Regions from separate parts of the Homo sapiens genome. Here all the other regions are linked to region 2. The links are chromatin contacts, found by Hi-C or POLR2A ChIA-PET in ENCODE. All regions are on one chromosome and are shown on one strand. The core of a region is the stretch at or near the end of the contact, and the rest is flanking DNA. Distances in the headings are between cores, read along the strand shown. Region 1 holds the start of MED28-DT (MED28 divergent transcript). Region 2 has its middle 16 kb from the start of SNORA75B. Region 3 overlaps LDB2 (LIM domain binding 2).

Region 1 (2,776 bases), core at 232-2,731, 280 kb before region 2:
TGAACCCGGGAGGCGGAGGTTGCAGTAAGCCGAAATTGCGCCACTGTACTCCAGCCTGGGCGAGAGAGTGAGACTCCATCTCAAATCATTTATTTCTAAATCTTTGTACATCCGTGTGGTAAAAGCATTTTGTCCATGCAGTCTGAATAATCGCTTGCAAATTATATTCATTTACCACTGTGCTATTAGATACAATACAAAAGTCACAAAGTTGGGATTTTTATTTATTTATATTTTATTTTACTTTTTTGAGACGGAGTCGAGCTCTTGTCACCCACGCTGGAGTGCAATGGCGCGGTCTCCGCTCACTGCAACCTCCGCATCCCAGGTTCAAGCGATTCTCCTGCCTCAGCCTCTCGAGTACCTGGGATTACAGGCGCACGCCACCACGCCTGGCTAATTTTTGTATTTTTAGTAGAGTCAGGGTTTCACCATGTTGGTCAGGCTGGTCTCGAACTCCTGACCTCATGATCCGCCAGCCTCGGCCTCCCAAAGTGCTGGGATTACAGGCGTGAGCCACCGCGCCCGGCAAAACTGGGATTTAAAATGTGGAAAAGTTAACTCCAATTTGAACGTACATTACTTTATTACTACACAGGAATAGCTCATCTTCCACTTTAAAGACTACTGGAAATCACCAGAGCACTTATTTTCACCTCTCTATCTTCCCTCAATATACAGTTCACCTTTCTTGCTACAAGGTAAACTCCTTGGGCAAAACTGAGAGATTGGGTCACCTGTGCCTCCCTCCCTCCCTAACCTCCAGCATTCCTCCTTCCTCAGCTCTTAGTACCAAGCTGCGCCTGGTAACTTAAGTCAATTTCCGCTCTTAAGAGTCCCTTTAGGATCGTTTAAAGGTGAAGCCCAGCGGAAAGGATACAGGATACAGCAGTGAAACTCTCAGCTCCGAAAAGGCTTGAGCCTCTTACTAAACATGCAGGGATGCAAGAAACGGTGCTCGGGGATGAGACTAAGGACCGGCTGGGAATCTGGAAGGGTTCCAAGTTTGGGGTTTAGGCAAACTTCGGGTTCACGTTTCCACAAACGTCGAGTTTACGCGCCCCCGCCAGCAGACCTGAATTGAATACGGGCCACGGGGAAGCCTAAAGCAAGTGACTTACTTTAAGCCTCAGTTTCCCCATTTGTGAATTAGTTGCTCGGATCCCTGGAGGAGATACGCGTACGCGCAGTTCACGTTTCAGAAAAAAGGGAAGGCTAGGGACAAAGACGCCCATGTCTTATATTACCTCGAAAGATGACTCCAACTCGTCCACCAAAGTACTGCTGGAAGGTCTAGGAGCGCCTGGAGCTGCCTGAAGAAGCGAAGCTTGGCCCGGAAGGCCCGGCGGGGCCTGAGGGGGACCGGGTGGCTGCCCAGAAAACATACCCCCTAGTGGAGCCGCCATGTTTGGAATGGCGCAAGAGAGATCCACTGCGCCTGCGCGGAAGCCGGCTCAGAAGCTCACGTGGCTGGTGTAGTAGGCGTGGTCACGTGACAGGACCGAGCGATGGGAGGATTCTGGTGCACCCCGGAAGGAGGATTTTTAATTCTTCTGTTTTCTTGTCTATCGCAAAACAGAGTTTACATGTATTTTCCTTTTTTCTTAGCTTAAGAATTGAAGACTTTGGCCGGATTAGACCTGGTTGTGTGGAGAGGAGAATTAATAACTACAGTGGAGCGAGCCCTCCTGCGAGAGTCAGGATACTACTATGCTAGTCCCGACTCTGCCCCAAATGCCTGGAGAGACTTTGGCTAAGTCACTTTTTCTTTCCGCGGGCTGTTTACCGTTGGTAAAAGGAGAGGGTCACCCACTCACTCCACAAACATTTGTTGAGTCATTGGTTATAGCGGGAACAAGACAGGCAAAGTTCTTCCTGAATTCTGGTCGGAGATGGATAACGGAAACAACTTTGTTGAGGTTCCCAATGTGCCCGGCACTGATGTCTTTAAATATTTATGGTTACATCAAAGAGAAAGTCACTATGCTAATCTTTTTTTTTCTTTCTTTTCTTTTTTCTCAGGGTCTCGTTCTGTCGCCCTGGCCGGAGTGCAGTGTCATGATCAGGGCTCGACCTCCCGGGCTCAAACAATCCCCCTACTTCAGCCACCCAAGTAGCTAGGACCACAGGTGCGTGCAGTCGCGACGGGCTTTTTTTTTTTTTTTTTTTTTTTTTTTTAGTTGAGTCAGGTGTTTTACTGAGCTCAAGTGATTCTACCGCCGCGGCCTCCCAAAGTGTTGGGAATACAGTAATGAGCCAAGGCGCCAGGCTGCTAATTTTTTTTTTTTGAGACAGAGTCTCGCTTTGTCGCCCAGGCTGGAGTGCAGTGGCGCGATCTTGGCTCACTGCAAGCTCCGCCTCCCGGGTTCACGCCATTCTCCTGCCTCAGCATCCCGAGTAGCTGGGACTACAGGCGCCCGCCACCACGCCCAGCTAATTTTTTGTATATTTGGTAGAGATGGGGTTTCACCGTGTTAGCCAGGATGGTCTCGATCTCCTAACCTCGTGATCCGCCCGACTCGGCCTCCCAAAGTGCTGAGATTACAGGCGTGAGCCACCGCGCCCGGCACTAGGCTGCTAATCTTGTAGTAACCTGCTTTTAACATTTGCTTATCTCTCTCTTTTTTTTTGGTGACGGAGTCTCGCTCTGTCGCCCAGGCTGGAATGCAGTGGCGCGATCTCGGCTCACTGAAACCTCCGCCTCCTGGGTTCAAGCAATTCTCCTGCCTCAGCCTTCCGAGTAGCTGGGACTACAGGCGCCCGCCGCTCGGCTAGT
Region 2 (2,700 bases), core at 107-2,606:
GCACTTTGGGAGGCCAAGGCAGGAGGATCACCTGAGGTCAGGAGTTTGAGACCACCTGGCCAACATGGCAAAACGCTGTCTCTGCTAAAAATACAAAAATTAGCCAGGCATGGTGGCATGCGCCTGTAATCCCAGCTAGTTGGGAGGCTGAGGCACGAGAATCACTTGAACCCAGGAGGTGGAGGTTGCAGTGAGCCAAGATCGCACCACTGCACTCCAGCCTGGACAAAAGAGTAAGACTGTGTTTCAAAAAAATATATGTCATTCTGTATAAAATAGATGGCATGGTTTTACTCATTTCCTCACTGATTTCCTCTAGGATGACATATTTGAACACGTTTTGTATGCCTGGCCCTATCCTAGGCACTAGGAGCTCTCAAATTGCTCACGGGAAGCTGACAGCAACCCAAAATGCAATATTAACATTGTAGGAATGAAGAGTATGGACGATAGAATATTACTGTAAAGGAGGGAGAGATTAGATTGGCCTGCAAAGAGCAAGTGAAAGATCATGGAGGTATTTGGACTGGGGCCTTAGATTTACCAAGGGATTCAGGCAGAGGGAGTGGAATAAGGAGGCAAGGGTGCTAAAAGTCATTGCTTCCCAAAGGCTGGCTCATGTAGGATCAAATTGTTGAATGATGAATTTACTTAAAATTCAATTCACTTTCCCCATTCCCCCCAACTTTTTATTTTGAAAAATTTCCACATTGTCTCACTCTCTCACACTCAGTTTTTCTTTTAGCTGAACATTTGTAAACTGCAGACATGATGACACCTCAGCCCAAAATTCCAGCAAAGGTCTCCTATGAATAAGGACAATCTACCCCATAACCACAATACCATCAGTACACCTTTGTGTGTGTGTGTTTTTGCACACTTTTCAGGGGCTTATTATTGTTTAGTCTTTTCAGGATTTTAAAAACAATAAAACAAATTAAACAAGTAGGTTACATTATAACAAAATGCAAAGGCAAAGTGACCGAAGTGTTCAAGAGTAAATAAAACAGAGGGCTATAGGCATAATGAACAACAAGAAAACCCCTTCATTTATGAAATGCTGCAAATTGGCTCTGAGTGAAATGAGCTGGAAACACAAATTACTTTGATGTGGTTTGAGTTCAGGTGTCTCTTGCTGCCAGAGAGCGTGTGAGGCGGATGTGACTCAGAGAGAATGGGTCTCGGGGTTCAGATTTTATCCCCAAGGCAAAGGTGAGAGGAAAGTTTTAAACATGACAGTGACATCATCAGCTATGTGAGAGGTGGCTCTGCATCTCTAGGCGGATGGACGGAGAGGCTGTGGGAAGTGGCAGGCTGGCCGGGCGTGAGGCTTTGGCAGTCGCAGGAGGGAAGATAAAAATGGCCTGAACCAGGGCTCGGGGCCTGGCCAGGAAGGACGTCACTGTGGTGAATCAGAGGAAGCCCACCATCTGCCTCAGGCCCTCTGACCTTCTGGAAAACTACTGAGTTGTGTCAAAATTACAACAATAAACTATGGAGTTCTCAATGGTGCCTTTCCCCCCGTCATGGAGAAAACTAATCATGTTGCTAATTGGCATGCCTCTTATTTTGCATAGACACATTCCTAATAATAAAAATACCTGCAGTGTCCCAGGAATGTGAAATGCCTTCATTTGGTTTGCTTTCACTGCAAAAAATCTAATAATTTTTTTCAGGGTAGAGATGGGTGGTAGTTGACTTAAAGAGTAAGAATATTACCTACCTCAGCACAATTAGCAAATCAGTTATGGTGGGACTAGATATTGACTTTTGCTTTAATTAGGTATCAGGAAAGATACCATTCCTGGAGGCCAGCATATTTTCATTTTTATTCGGATAGCTCTCAAGTGTCTGATGAAGTAAGTAAGAAAATGTCTTGAGGAGAAATGGGTTTGTTAAAGATAACATGTGTGATTTCAAACCTGAAAATGTGTTGTAGATAGACAAGAAAAGGTCCTCCTTCTTTAATTACTACTGCTCGAAATTAACAACACCATCATCAGTGTATTGATTGTGCAGGAAAATGTGTTTACTCATGACATGCTCACAGATGCTCTGTGCTGGGAGTTGGGCTCTTAAGAGGACCTACTTGGGAGGGCAGTGAGATCAGGATTGGGGGTGGGGGCATCCTGGAACTTGCAAGAGCTGCTCCTGGGGTTGGATGTGGAAGAAAGGAGGAACTTGCAGGTCGAGAGGACTGGGAGTGAACGAACAGGTGTCACAGATGCAGAGGCTACACAAAGTCATGGAATCCAACTGGACTCCACGCTGGGGAGTGGGATGTAACAGATAAGGGGAAAGTGGGAGAAACAGGGCAGCCAAGTCAAGAGCATGAGCTGGCTTAGGCCAGTAGAATGCTGACTAGACCACATTGGGTGATTTACCCCGCTTGGGGGTGAGGCTGGGAAGGGGGCACTTACTTGAGGGGTGGTGGTGAAGCAGTTTAGACATTTAAGGGGATTTCCAAAAGGAAACCAAATCATAAACAGAAAATACTTTGACTCAGGTATATAGGCATCATATGTGTGTTCATATTGCACTTCACAGTGATCCCCTTATTTCTGTTTCCTAGAGCTGCTGTAACTGATTACCGCAAACATGGTGGCTGAAAACAAGAGAAATTTATTCTCTTACAATTCTGGGGACCAGAAGTCTGAAAGCAAGAAGTCAGCAGGGGTGGTCCCCCAGGCGGTTCCGGGG
Region 3 (2,789 bases), core at 247-2,746, 480 kb after region 2:
TTTGAGTGCATTTTCCCATGTTTGAAATAAAGCCAGGGCCATGTTGCTGGGTAGTTTTGGGTCTTTGAATTCTATCTCCATGACTGGCATGGTTTTCTGAGAGGTTTTCTCATCTGTCCAACAGGAGTAATAATAGTACTTGTCTCTAAATTGGAGAAGATTAACGACTTGAAAAAATTCACATTAAGCGTTTTGCATAGTGCCTGACAAATTTTAAACGTTCAATATATGTCACTTTTTATAATTATCTGTATCACTGCTGTTATTTCATTACGAAATGTGTCTGGCACATAGCAGATTGTCAATGAACATTGCTTCTTTTTCTTTTCAGTAACCCCTCTGGTACTGTGATTGTGTGGCCCTTGAAAAGTCATCTTCCTCTTTGGGCATCCTATTTACAATAAAACAAAGATGGCCCCTCCCAGCTTTACAAGTTCTCTGTACTGAGTCTCTGAGTCAATGATTCTGGTCACACCACAGTTAAAGAATCCGAAAGCATAGTTGTAGGGAAAAGTAATGCACACCTAATGAGGATGCAAAGAGCAGGTCTCAAGATGCTGATTTGGTTGTGAAGGTTTGCTCCTATAATCCAATAGATGTAATTAGGAGGGGAAAACAGAAATGGGGTATTGTAGCAGCTTCAGTATTGCCATACTGTTATGGCTTTCAAAATGCGGTTTAATAGCTAGTCAAATGGCTCTTATTAAGGTGCACGTGATTGAAACACCAGGGCATACCACCAGCCTTGATGGTGATGGGGGCCTAGCTCTGTATATTCACTACTTACAGAATTCAGCTGAACACAAGTTAAAGCAGCAAAATGATTCAAGGACAAGTCATTTTTCTTTTTCTTTTTTTGGAACGTAGTCAGAGATCTGGAGTAGGACTCCCAGGGATCAGAGTAAGCATTCATGACTTATTGGTAGTGTGATTATACCACGTTTCTTAGCTCAGTTTCCTTATCTGTAAAATGGGAATATTAACTGTTGTGGAGTGGTGGTAGTGCTTTAACAAAATGAAGCATAGTATAGTGCCTGGCACTTAGTAATCTCAAGAAATGTCATTTTGTTGTCATTTGTTTTTTAAAAATGTAGCAGTTGAGCAAAGTTCTATCTGAAGACTCTTTATTTTAAAAAAGTCTTAATTTGAAGCATGGAGAGTTGGCTGATCATGTGTCAATTAGCAAAATATTTTAATGGATATTAATTTTTTAAAAGATATCGTAAAGAACTTGGGCAACGATACGGAAAGAATTGTGTATTGACGCAGTTTGTATAGTTCAATAAATATTGTATCAGGTCCAGGATGGAAAAAGGATGTTGCCGAAATAATTGTGATGTGATAGTTTAAAAAAATAAATCCAACAATAGGCCAGTGTACTGGCCAGCAGGAAGCTCCAACAATACCCCCACCTTTTTCCTGTACCTTACCCGGAGTTCCTTCAGGCGACACAGATAACCGATGGGTGATAAAGTCGAGGACCGGGTCTGGTGCCAGCTGAAAATAGAAGAATTAGTGTCAAACTGTTATCTGATCAGAAAATGGACTTAGCAAACACCCTTCCCAAGCAGCGTTTAAGAAAAGTTTGTTGTGGGGGAAAAGTCTTCTTTTCACCTGAACGGTCCCTCTTAGTCACAGTGACTCACTGAGACCCAGTTCTCTGGAAGCCCAACCACTGGCTCGTCTAGTTGCAGGGGGAATTCTTGCATCATGCATGAAGCCCTCCTTGGAGCAATAATGTAAACAGGAATTCCTTGCATTTATAAAGCGCTCTATGCTTTCACCATGCCTGCCCATTCTTTATTCTACTTAGCTCTAGGAGCAACTCCTTGCTTTGAGTATTATTGGCACAGCTGTGAACCTGGGAAGTGACTCATCCTTTCTATGCCTCAGTTTCCTCATCTGTAAAGTGGGGAATAATGATCTTATCTATCTCACTGGGTTGTTACTAGAATTGTGTGAGATAACGCAGGCAAAGAATTTAGCAATATAGCAGGCATTACTTGCTGTATTTTAATAATCAAATAATCAGTAATTATTATTAATATCAATCTTGTGAGGGACAGTATTATTGCCATTTTAGAAGTGAGGAAACTGAGGCTCATTCAGTCAATATATTTATTGAACAACCAAGTCCCAGGCATTATTTTAGGTTGGGCTGAGGGGAGGGAGGGAGGGACGGTAAACAAATAAACATGAACACAAGATGTACTGCGTTCTGGTATGTGATATGAAGAGCCTAACACTGAGTAAGGGAAAAGAGAGTAAAGAAGTTGGGTCGGGAGGTTTGCTTGTTTAGACAGGGTAGTCAGAGAAAGCCTCACTGCTGAGGGTACCTTTGAGCAGAGACCTTCATAAAGTGAGAGAATGAGGCTTGCCAACATTTCGAGGAAGAGCATCCAGGCAAAGGGAAGAGCCACTGCCAAGGCCATGCAGCAGGAGGGTCTCAGCGTGTCATGGGAAATGGCAAAGACCTCTTTGTGCTCGGAGCAGAGTGAGCCAGGGCAGTCCGGGGACAGGAGGTTGGATTAAAGGAAGCCAGGCTTTGAAGGCTGTGGTGAACACTTGTGATTTTGTCCAGTGGGAAGCCACAGGAGGCTTCTGAGTTGAGCTTTTGATCTGAATTAAACTTTGTGTAATGCTCACCCTGGATGCTATGAAGATCATGTATGGTAGGTAGGCAAGAATGGAAGCAGGGCTATCCGTCTGGAGACTTTTTCAGTTCAGACTAGCAAGGATGGTGGCTTGGATGTGAGTAGTAGAAGTGGAGGTGGTAGAGATGGCCACAG

What was found. A loop is a pair of places that touch in the nucleus more often than their neighbours do. ChIA-PET counts read pairs that join two places held with the same protein, here RNA polymerase II (POLR2A). Pooled maps may share reads with other maps.
Region 1: a map of naive thymus-derived CD4-positive, alpha-beta T cell shows a loop between it and region 2 (14-fold over the local background). The contact joins the promoter of MED28-DT here to the enhancer-like site in region 2. A Hi-C loop is called at or near these places in 1 of 168 maps with a recorded cell type or tissue (naive thymus-derived CD4-positive, alpha-beta T cell) and 7 of 50 pooled maps. POLR2A ChIA-PET finds 5 or more read pairs at or near these places in 1 of 52 experiments (activated T-cell).
Region 3: a map of endothelial cell of umbilical vein shows a loop between it and region 2 (5-fold over the local background). The contact joins two enhancer-like sites. A Hi-C loop is called at or near these places in 1 of 168 maps with a recorded cell type or tissue (endothelial cell of umbilical vein). POLR2A ChIA-PET finds 5 or more read pairs at or near these places in 3 of 52 experiments (GM12878, WTC11 and endothelial cell of umbilical vein).

Annotation. Positions count from the first base shown.
Region 1 is chr4:17,613,285-17,616,060 of GRCh38, reverse strand. It overlaps MED28-DT (MED28 divergent transcript), which reads left to right and starts at 1,481. Exons shown (of 3, transcript NR_186331.1): 1 at 1,481-1,919; 2 at 2,023-2,129. MED28 (mediator complex subunit 28) reads right to left here and starts at 1,420. Exons shown (of 4, transcript NM_025205.5): 1 at 1,248-1,420. The coding sequence starts at 1,406. RefSeq lists enhancers at 1,271-1,380, 1,481-1,770, 876-2,075.
Region 2 is chr4:17,335,292-17,337,991 of GRCh38, reverse strand. No RefSeq gene overlaps it. Among named protein-coding and RNA genes, the nearest start is that of SNORA75B, 16 kb to the right of the region's middle. Within about 2 kb of position 1,356, at least 6 of the 41 ENCODE cell types and tissues checked have a DNase peak (open chromatin) inside an H3K27ac peak, as active enhancers do; they include endothelial cell of umbilical vein, where a contact is called at or near this core.
Region 3 is chr4:16,857,297-16,860,085 of GRCh38, reverse strand. All of the region lies in intron 1 of LDB2 (LIM domain binding 2), which reads left to right. Among named protein-coding and RNA genes, the nearest start is that of LDB2, 40 kb to the left of the region's middle. Within about 2 kb of position 1,496, at least 4 of the 41 ENCODE cell types and tissues checked have a DNase peak (open chromatin) inside an H3K27ac peak, as active enhancers do; they include endothelial cell of umbilical vein, where a contact is called at or near this core.